Linked DNA regions of Homo sapiens: region 1 is linked to region 2. A link is an interaction called in ENCODE POLR2A ChIA-PET data of the cell type or tissue named here. Cell type or tissue: MCF 10A. All regions are shown on one strand. Links, peaks and the distances in the headings refer to the core of each region. The heading gives the core; the rest is flanking DNA.

Region 1 (5,382 bases), core at 178-5,177, 53 kb before region 2:
GCAGGGCCATGGCAAGTGCGAAGTCCCTTGTGGGATAATAGGTCCAGCTTGTAAAACAGAAGACCAGGGTGTAGGAGTGCAGGGAACACGACGGAAGCACAGCCCAGGAAGACTGTGAGTGAAATGGGAGCCACCGGTACTGAGGGCTCGCCAGGTCCTGGAGTGGGGGGAGTACTTTTTTTTTTCTCCACACCACCTCCCAGATGTGGTCTTGCTATGCTGCCCAGGCTGGTCTTCAACTACTAGGCCCAAGAGATCTTCCTGCCTCAGCCTCCTGAGGAGCTGGGATTACAGGAGTGCACCACTTTACCTGGTGATATTACCTTTATTTTACAAATAATGAAGTAAACTCAGTAGGTTAAGTTGACTCAGCTAAATTCACAGATTAGGAATGAGAGGAGACACAATTATAACCCAGCTTGATCTGACTCCTAAATTCATGCCTGTAACCCCTGTACTCTGCTGCTGTCTTCATATCCCTGCTTTAACAATATGCCTCTGAGTATGAGCTGACAGAATCCATTCTTCCAAATCCATTCCGGTTATTACCTACTGTCCTATTCACTCACATTTATAGGAAGTGTTTATTTGTTCTAATATTTTCATTTATTTCAAAGTTCTAGATAGAGAGAACTCTATGTCTTTCTTTGCCTACCTAATATGCATAGAAGAAAAAAATATTAAAACTGAAAATGACTATCTTCATCTGATGCTGAGGTTTGGGGTGAAAATTCATATTAGTGGGAAAGCAGATCTCTATACTGCTCCTTCTCACTCTGAGATACCTGGGGAGGGAGAAAAGACAACACTGAAATGTCAAAGCTCCTGCCAGTTCCTCGGTGCTGAAACATTAATGAGCTTCTGAATGTGCAAAGGTGGGCCCAGAGCCGAAGGATGTTTGAGAGTTAAATTGCTCTGCATAATCAAGGAAAGGTAATTGAGTTTCCCGAGGAATCAGAGAATCAAGAGGTCTAGGAGAAGTGAGAAAGGCAGGGAGCTATGAAGGTGGCTGCTGTCTAACCCCACATGACGTCTCTCATGATTTCCACATTACCAGCAACACTGTTCCCAAATTCCTGACACAGAGCTATAGCAAGCTCTCACATGGGGGACAGCAGTGAGTGAGGATTCTGTGGGTGACTCCTGTGGGTAAGCATTGGGGAAATACTTTCAGATCACATCCAGGATAAACCATTATTTTCAAATCTGGGAAGATTAAATAGAGATGGTGAATGTAAAAGAACCTGTGGGACCTGGCAGAGCAACTCTGATATTCTCCAGAGCAGCAGCAGACAGAAGCTGGGGCTGTTTGCTTACTCCTCTCGCCCTGAACATTACCAACATGCAGGCTGGGACTGTGAGACAACGCCATCAGACAAGCGAGACGATGCCATCAGACAAGACAGGTGTTCCAGCGATTGCTCTAGGTAAGCCTCATTCTCTTTGTTCACTGGCAGCACCACCCCGCTCCACCCTGCGCCTCATTTGCAGAGTCCTCTACAAATGAACATGCAGCCTGCCTGGCACACCTGGCACAGCTCACCTGCATGCCGCCAAGCATGACAGACTGTCTTTGCTGTGGTTGTAAAGGCCTATTTTCCCAAGAGGCTTCTTCTCCGGGGCCCTACAGCTTTCAGCGTGCACTTCAAACTCACTGAGGACTGAGTGACTTACAGTTTTCTCTGTGTGCTAAGCTGTTAGATTGTTTCCATCTTTACACAGGCTGTTCCCTCCATTTCAGGCATCCTCTCTTCCAGGCTGAACCCGTTTTCATCAGATTATCTTTTACCAGTTCTTCAGAAAGCAATTCAGGCCTCGTTTCTCCAGGAAGCCTTCTCTGGCCTCCACCTTTGATTTCGATGGTCTCCTTCATGTTCCCCAGCCCCCGTCTATGCCTCCACCTTGGTATATCATGCTCTATTGTAATTATTAATTTACTTTTCTTTCTCCGCGAATAGATGTACCCACAGAGCCTAGCAGTAAACCTGCAACAAAGTGGTGGTTTGATCATTCTTATCAAATGTATGGCTTAAAAGTATTGTTCTTCTAAAATGTAAAAAGAGAATCAAATACAGGTCTGGCCAATGACAGTATATTTCAAATGACAGGCAGGAACATGTCTTCCCAAGTCCTGATTTTTCTTTGAATGCACAGCTCTGACTTATCTGGCCTCTCTCCAGACCTTCATATGACTCTTCTCTAGTTAAGCCAATAGCAGGCTTCAAGCCAAAAACTCCTAGAAGTAGGAGTTTGCCAGGCAATAGTGCATGTGTGTTGGTTGCAAGAGGGTAAAAAAAATATTACAAAGATAACAGCCTGGGTGCAAGCTTGGAGAGTTTCAGGAACAGAAGAGGACAGCGTGGCAGAGCTGTGGGTTCAGTAAGTGAGGTCAAAGCGTGTGGACGTGTACCTGGCCGGCTAAGCAACAGTAGTTTCTTGGTGAATCTATCAGAGAAGGACTACTATACAACATAAGTCGGTGGGAGCAATGTATCTAAAGTGAGAATGAGTGAAGTAATGCTATCCCGCAATGACCACTAATTGAAATGCCAACAACTCCAAGTTGGCTAAGTGAAAAGAGAGTCTTACCTCAATTACCCTAAAAGAACATTCTAGAACTAGGTTAAGCTAACAGGAATAAGCATATGTGGAGGGTGTTTCTGGGAAAAGAAGTCTGTCAGAGGCAGGCAGAAGTATCAATTGGAATGTGTCTCAGAGACAACCTAAGTTGACACCATATAAATAAATATTTCTGAAGATTGCAGCCAACTGATCTGAACTCTACTGCCACGTAAGGCATATTAATTATTTTTAAACTAATAGAATTGGTGTGCATGTTCTTGAATCATTTAAAATTCTTATCTCCTCAAGAATCTGGAATTTTTGTTTGTGTTACCCCTAAATCCAAATTTCACAATGCTGAGGAGTCCATGGTTTTCAGGCATCATTACAAAATAACCAGCACTTCCTAACAGCTGGTGGCAGCAAAAATCTGAAACTTATATTTCTCAGTTACAATGCCTACTTAAGAATCACCTCAAACCTTTAAGTACAATACAATGTGAGGGTTACTCAGAGGTACAGAGACTAGTGGTATGGTCAGGATTTCAACCGTACCATATAACCTGCATAATGAACAACTCAGACTTACCTCACTTGTTACTAAATATTTGCTTTATGTAAGGGAAAATTATCTTCAGCCAAAATGGTAGAGCACAACCAACTTAATATATATCCTAAGTGGCTTAGAGGCTAAGTACATAATCCCTTCAGCAGTAGCCTCAACTACATTTCTCTTATTGTAGCTAGCTCTTGCACATTTAACCACCTTCATCTGTATTGTTAACTTGAAATTTTAAATGTGCATATTCCCAGAACGCATCAACTAATTTTTATCATTCTTTCATTTGAAAATATCCTTGGAACATTAATGGTTGAAGAGATAAAGGATACCATGTTCCTAAGAGAATTTATTGTGACTCTTACACTCAGTGACTGGTTGTAACTGGGAAACTCAAAACCACAACTATATATGACTATAAAATGACAATGAAAATAGTTTATTCTATACTTGTAGGCTGTTTGACATTTTCCAGCTTGCCTTGATTTTATAAAAAGAAATGACCTTGAAAATAATTAAGCATATCAAAGGGTAAGGCTGTAGCTCACTGAAACACAGCAATATGTTCACGTCTTTATAACACTGCTAAGCATTCATGAAATAGCAAGAGATTGTATTGCTCTTTAACCAAGTTCTACTTTAATTTTATAGGCTTATACATATTCACTACGAGGCCATTCTAATCTTCACCTACCTGCATTCTTCTGAACTTGCAAATAAAGGCAATCAGGACTCTACCTGCTAGACTTGGAACAGATCAGATTTTGCAAGAGGCATCAGGGTCTGGTTGATTCTTTTTTTTTCCAGCCTGTGTTTAATGAGAGTGCTCTCAATAAAAACACAAATTCAGATTAGGTTTCTGTACTCAATGTTTATTAATTTAGATACTCTTTAAAAGAGCATGTAAGCATCTTGAGAAATAAATTTAGCTACTGTCACTTTATAAAAGGAACAAGTGCAATTAAAAAAGAAACAGGAAATCGGCAATGATATGGAAGGAAAGTGCTTCTGAGACCTGGATGCTATCAGCCCCACTGCATACAACTGAGTGTGCTCCCTGCAGTGTTGCAAAGGGCTCAGAGAAATCACAACTGGCCAAATGTTAGAACCTTCCGCAGAGAAATAATGACAGAGGAAAGTCAGAATCTCCAAGAATGGAAGACCTAATGCTCGGAGATCTGCAGACATCTTAATAAAAGGAATATTCAGGAGGGAAGGTGCCATTTTGACTTAGTTCAAGTTCTCTGCTGGGTTTCCTCCTCTACCCCCACCCTAGCAAGAGTCAACTCAGACCACAAAATTTAAATTAAAACACAAAATGTTTAGCTGGTTTCTCCCAACTTGAAAAGGGGTTGACCTGGGATCCCAGGTGAGAGAAAACGAGCTATATAAAAATAAGGCTTCTTGGGAGGCCAAGGCAGGCAGATTGCCTGAGGTCAGGAGTTCCAGACCAGACTGGCCAATATGGTGAAACCCTGTCTCTACTAAAAATACAAAAAAATTAGCTGGGCGTGGTGGCGGGTGCCTGTCCCAGCTACTCAGGAGGCTGAGGCAGGAGAATCACTTGAACCCGGGAGGCGGAGGTTGCAGTGAGCTGCGATCATGCCACTGCACTCCAGCCTGGGCGACAGAGCGAGACTCCGTCTCAAGAAATAAATAAATAAATAGATAAATAAATAAATAAATAAGACTTCTCTCATGAGGTGATGGAATGCCTTAGAGATCTGCTATTTCCAAACCACCAGGACCAGCCCCAGTGAGCCAAATCCTTAATGCTTACATCTTTCCTCTTCCTACAACACATGGACGGGGGCATGTGAGTAACCAAGGAAGCCAGGCCCAAAGAGAAACTTCCTGGTGCCAGGATCATTTTGGGTGAGCCACTTGTTTTTTGCTCATACTGGATACGTGTGCCACGTGCCAGGCACACAGTCCTGAACAAGACTGATAACGTCTCTGCTCTCATGGAGTTTATGTTCTTGTGATGGGTGACAAATGGTAATAATGAAAGATTTTGGGAAGAGTATCAATCATGGAAAACATCTATTTATCAGTCCGTTCATTTACTTAACATAGGCTACTGTTGTGCAACAGGTCCCATGTTGGCTGCTGGAAGTATACAAAGGTAACTAAAACACAAGCTAACTTTGGGAGTCAGCCACACAGAGACGGTGAATGAAGCTACAGGAATCAGTAAGGTAACCCACAGACAGTGTGCAGAGAACAAACAAGGTGGCGAAAGAACCCCACCGACTGGGAAG
Region 2 (5,382 bases), core at 205-5,204:
TTTTTGTATTGACTGTCTACTGCATATTTGGTCACCGAAAAATGTCCCAACAAATAAAATCTATCAGTCTCATTTGACTTCCTATTAACCGATCTGTTTTATTTCAACTTAGAACTTCAACCCTCACTGGTATCAAGTACTGCCAAGTTGAATGATAGTACTCTTAAGTTTCCCAAGCATTTTTAGACCAGCAGTTTTTCATTTCCATAAAGATCTAATAAATTTGGTTAATATTTTCCACAGAGAATAGCTGTAATGAAAGCATAAAATTTAAGTTAATCTAAACAACAAATATGTACCAAGCACAAGGCATACAAATGTAGACAGGACGTTCTTGGGTTATGAGAAATGGATTTCAGTAACTTGCTCTCCCTTCAGTGTCCTTCCAGAAGATATGGGGCCTTCAGGTACAGCATTTCTCTGGTGTCAGAATATATAGTCTGTCTACAAAAGGAGCTCTAGTATCATCCAGGGCAGGTGATGACACTGTCTACAACTGCTAACCCTCTACCATCAGATAAACTAAAGAGTGAAGGATGCAGAGAAATGAATAAAATTAAAAGAATTCTGTCAAGGGAAATTAGTATTCTTTCAACCTTCCTCAATCTCATATGATGTCGACACAGATACACAGGATATCACATGCTCTTTTTGTCAGTTACCTGTGACTATGGATGCTGACAAAAGCACTTTTCTAAACCCAAACACCAAGGGCCAGACTTTCCAATGCTTACACAGCAGCATGTATGTTAATACCTGCATTATCAAAGGAGGAAACTGAAGATTTGGAATGGTGAAGTACATTGGCTAGGGTCCAGCTCATCCGCAAGAAGACAAAACTCCAGTGAGTTTTGAGTCAGGTTATCTCCTAAGTCCGTGTTTCCACCATTATAGCACATATGATCTTTGAGAAAATGGATAGGAGAAAGGCACCCATTGCAAAGGAATAACATGAGCAAAACAGAGCAGCAGAAGTCAACAGAACATTCTCAGGCCCTGCACACCCAAGTTTGCTAGAACAAGGGCAGGGGAACACTCAGCTACCTGGTTTGTTCACCCAACCTGCCCTGTCTACTGCACTTCCACGCCAGGACAGTGGCCCTGTTCAAAGGTCAAAACCAGTCCCACTCTGATGCTCCCCTCCCTGGCTCCATTCTCACTTCAGCATGATGATCTTCTCATGGTCCCTGAGAATATCTTAGCATCTGTAATGGCCATCGGCCATTGAGTAAATCCCAGTTTTAAACTTGCCTATAAAGAACGAACTTAGTGTGCTTTTCTGCTGCTTTCTCTCATTGAACACAGTTCTTTCTCTTCCTTCAAGAAGAACCTTTCTGAAGCACCTTGAATTTCCTAGTTTATAATCTCTGTGAACTCCTGCTATCAAGAGCTCTGCAGAGCTAGCTTCCATAACCTGTCCTCTTTGGTGACTCTCTCGTAACACCAAAAGCTCCCTTCTAACACCAACAGGCAAAAGATGGTCATGGTTTAATATTTTAGGTACTGTTCCAGAATTAGCCAGACTGTGGTTCTTAATGTTTGCATCTGTTTGTTTACAGAAATGGTGGTATTGATCTAATGGAACACTGGAACTTGGTCTTTACAATGGCAAGTTGTGGATGATAAGGTTGAAAAAGACAAGAGAGGAGTCTAGAAATCCAGTCAGAGATTAGATTTCACATCCCAGGTCACAAAATGGTAGGGAGATAATACATTTGTGAAAGCTTTATTTGGTAAAAGAATGCAAGATAACCAAAGAGGAGACAAATGTCATAGCAATCCAGCTATGAGTTGTGTACTCTGTGCTGGAATGGTAAACCAAGCATGGCAAGATATCTCAAAGGAAAAATGAACAGAACTGTCAATTAACTGTATATGAGGTAAAACAAAGGAAAAAAGACAAAGAGATGAGTTTTGAAACCAATATGTTGAAGCTCATAGTATCAGCTCATTTATTTAAGTGAAATATATGAAGGAATTGTTTAAAATAAAAACCAAGGAATTTTTAAAATAGCATGCCAAAGTAAGTAAATACATAATAAGTATGCCTCCAAGAAGTAAGGCTAAGAGAGAAACCAATTTAGATCAGTGGCCTCTTTCAGGAAGAGAGAAGGTTCTGCCCTATCCAGCATTTTCTATAAGGACAAGAGAAAATATTTTTTCAGTCTTCCAAAGACAGCTACCGGAATATTTAGGAACAGTCCTAAAAATCAAGAAACAGAATCTTCTGAATATGGAGGAATGATCATTAAAACAAAGAGGAATGGAGAATAGCAAAGCCATTTTGCAGCTAAACTTGCTGAGCCCCAAAATTATCCACTCATGTTTATGTTAGCAGTACTATAAAACTTATATATATGCTCTATTATCAAATACATTTTTCCACTTTCTAGTAGGTAAAATTCATGGAAACACTTAATTTTCTTTATTTATGCAGATTTTTACCTCTCTAAAAAATGCTGCTGCTGAGCTTTCTATTTTTGTTCATTCCAGTTGAAATGCGATGATTCATCGGTCATCACCACAATGGCCACACGCATGTGGAAGAGAAGCTCATGATTCTAATCTGCACAGTTGCTGGCGGCTAGATATGCCTAAAGAGGATGTGAAACAGCAGCTTCACTTCCAATGGAGATCCGGACAGTAATAAAACAGTTTCGCAATCTCTTCACTAAATACATCTTTGTTTGCATGGTCTATGTATATTGTCATGGGGCAGGTGCAGGAAAATATAAAATATACATATTTAAAATCCTACTGAGCTGCTGTGAAGTCAGTGACAAAGAAAAACACACACACGCTGGGGCTTCATGCATGTAGTTAAATAAATAACTTTGAGATCATCAAAAAGAGTCAGCACACCCATATTTCTTACTTGGCGCTCATTACTGTTCAAAGACACCATTTTTTTTTAATGCTGAGCCATCTTAAAACTTTGTCAGGCAACATTAAATTCTTCAAGTCTTAAGCCCTAAAGAAAGTTACCAGTAATGGGCAGTAACATTAAGTTAGCTTTGCATTTAAGAAAAAATATTTATCCATCTGCCTTCTCCCACAGAGTACTTTGGATCACTCTCAGTGGCCATCGTTCTCTGTCCTGTCTTCATGCAGCTGGGCTGAGCAGCAGCATGCCACAGAAAGGGGCCAGCGGAACTCAACTGTCCAAAGAAATGTCCAAACTGCTTCTGTTACGTAAAGCCAATGTCACTTTCCTTTTTTAAAGGAAGCCCTGGGGTGTAATCCTGCCTGAGATGAGTCCACTGACACGACAAAAATCTAAAATGTGTAACTATTTGGAGGAAAGTCAGTGTGTATCTTCCACTTGAAAGGTATAATTCCTTAAAAGGGACATAAAAATATTTTTTCTATTGTATACTCTAACAGTCAATAACTCACAAGGAAACCGAATAGAGAGCGAAAGATGGAGCACTCTGGACTAATGTGAAAAACAAACTCAAGGCCGGGCACGGTGGCTCACACTTGTAATCCCAGCACTTTGGGAGGCCAACAGGGGCAGGTCATGAGGTCAGCAGTTCAAGACCAGCCTGGCCAACATGGTGAAACCCCGTCTCTACTAAAAATACAAAATTAGCCAAGCGTGATGGTGCACACCTGCAATCCCAGCTACTCAGGAGGCTGAGGCAGGAGAATCGCTTGAACCCGGGAGGCAGAGGTTGCAGTGAGCCGAGATAGCGCCATGGCACTCCTGCCTGGGCAGTAGAGTAAGACTCCATTTCAAAAAAAAAAAAAAACTCATAAGCAGACTTCAGGAAAATGCCAAACAATAAAATACATCTCCATATTGGACAATATGGTGACCCCAACAACCCAGATAGACGCACTGACAAATATCTTCTAAATGCATCAGTACATTGTTTGTACCCTCATTTGGGGAAAAATATGCAAAAAAGATACCTAGGAACAAGTGGGAAAATCTGATATGGATTAGGTATTACAGAAAATATTAGAGAATTGTTACTAATTGTCTAAGACGTGCTATGGCATTGTTATAAAAGAGAACGTCTTTGTTTTTAGAATGCTAACAATTGATGAATCTAGGTGCTAAATTTCTGGTTGTATTCCTTCACCTTTTCTGCATTATTGAAAATATAATAAAAAATGAAGAAAAATAAAGGCATAAAAGAAGTTGTATTTAAAAAGAGAACATTAAAATAAAATTCATGATTTAAGTGATAAGAAAGAAATATCCTTAGAGTATTACAGTCAAGTAAAGATACCAGGCCAGTAAGTAAACTCTGAAGCTAGCTTTCTCACTAGAAACATTTAGCTAACCTGAGGATCCTGAACTTTCCCCTTGACGGAGACGTGGGCACAAAGCACTGGAGGCTGTGTGTGGGCCTCATCCAGACTGGAAAGTCTAAAACCAAACTCCTGAACAGACCTAGGATTTTCCAAGGACTATATGCTGTGAGTTAGAATCACTGTAAATTACAAAAAATCTATTCCACACAAGGGAGAGCAAAGAAGTTCTCAATCTAGACCCTAAATACTGGACAGAGGGGGATAATTTTTTTCTAGACTCATAAGCAGAAGTTGGCATCTAACCAAGCTTGTAGCCTAAATTTATATTATCTTTGTGGGAGAAGAAACCTCAAGCCCAGAAATTAACCTGAGCAGGATCCAAGGTTGTTAATGCCTTAGTTATCCATCAAAACAAAAGGCAAATTCACTCAGGGTGAATACACCTTCAATCCAGGCCTCAAAGAATTTCTAAAGAGTGTGAACTTACAGCTTAAAAAACAAAATCACAAGCCAGGGTAACGTAGGGAGACCCTGTCTCTACGAAAAATTAACTGGGCGTGGTGATGTGTGCCTATGGTCCCAGCTACTTGGAAGGCTGGGATGGGAGGATCGCTCGAGCCCGGGAGGCAGAGGTTGCACTGAGCCGAGATTGTACAACTGCACTCCAGCCTGGGTAATAGACCAAGACCCTGTCTCAAAATATAAATAAACTAAAAATTCTCACAAAGAAAACAAAGAAACAAAGATCAGTGAACAAGACTCAGCAGAAGTATTATATTGCTGAATCAACTCACAAAGAGTTTCTAATTTGGTATTATCAGAATTTAAAGTAAATATGTTTAAGATGTTTAAAGGAATAAGAGATTGAAAATATGAGGAAGGATAAAGAAAATTTTTTAATGTCTAGCTAGGAAAAAAAATACCATCTAGAAATGATAAATATAATTGTAATTAAAGTGCTAATGTAAAAATTGGCAACAGTTTTTAAATCCCACAATGTCAAATGCTGGTGAAGATGGTTCAGTACGAATGAAGTCAACTTTCAGAAACAATTTGACATTATCTAGTGAAGTTGCAATAAGCATACTCATGGCCCAACAATTCCATTACAAGTTATAT

Evidence for each region. Peaks named below come from ENCODE experiments on the same cell type or tissue, not always from the same donor. Only the 100,000 strongest peaks of a DNase experiment are listed, where the experiment ranks them.
Region 1: POLR2A ChIA-PET joins it to region 2 with 5 read pairs; 3 of 35 experiments call an interaction of 5 or more read pairs at or near these places.

Annotation. Positions count from the first base shown.
Region 1 is chr1:246,159,652-246,165,033 of GRCh38, forward strand. All of the region lies in intron 5 of SMYD3 (SET and MYND domain containing 3), which reads right to left. Among named protein-coding and RNA genes, the nearest start is that of SMYD3-AS1, 54 kb to the left of the region's middle. In MCF 10A, for the core only: no CTCF peak of the experiment used is centred there; a DNase peak (open chromatin) is centred at 2,190.
Region 2 is chr1:246,212,550-246,217,931 of GRCh38, forward strand. The region is part of intron 5 of SMYD3 (SET and MYND domain containing 3); the gene reads right to left. Among named protein-coding and RNA genes, the nearest start is that of SMYD3-AS1, 110 kb to the left of the region's middle. In MCF 10A, for the core only: no CTCF peak of the experiment used is centred there; a DNase peak (open chromatin) is centred at 2,572.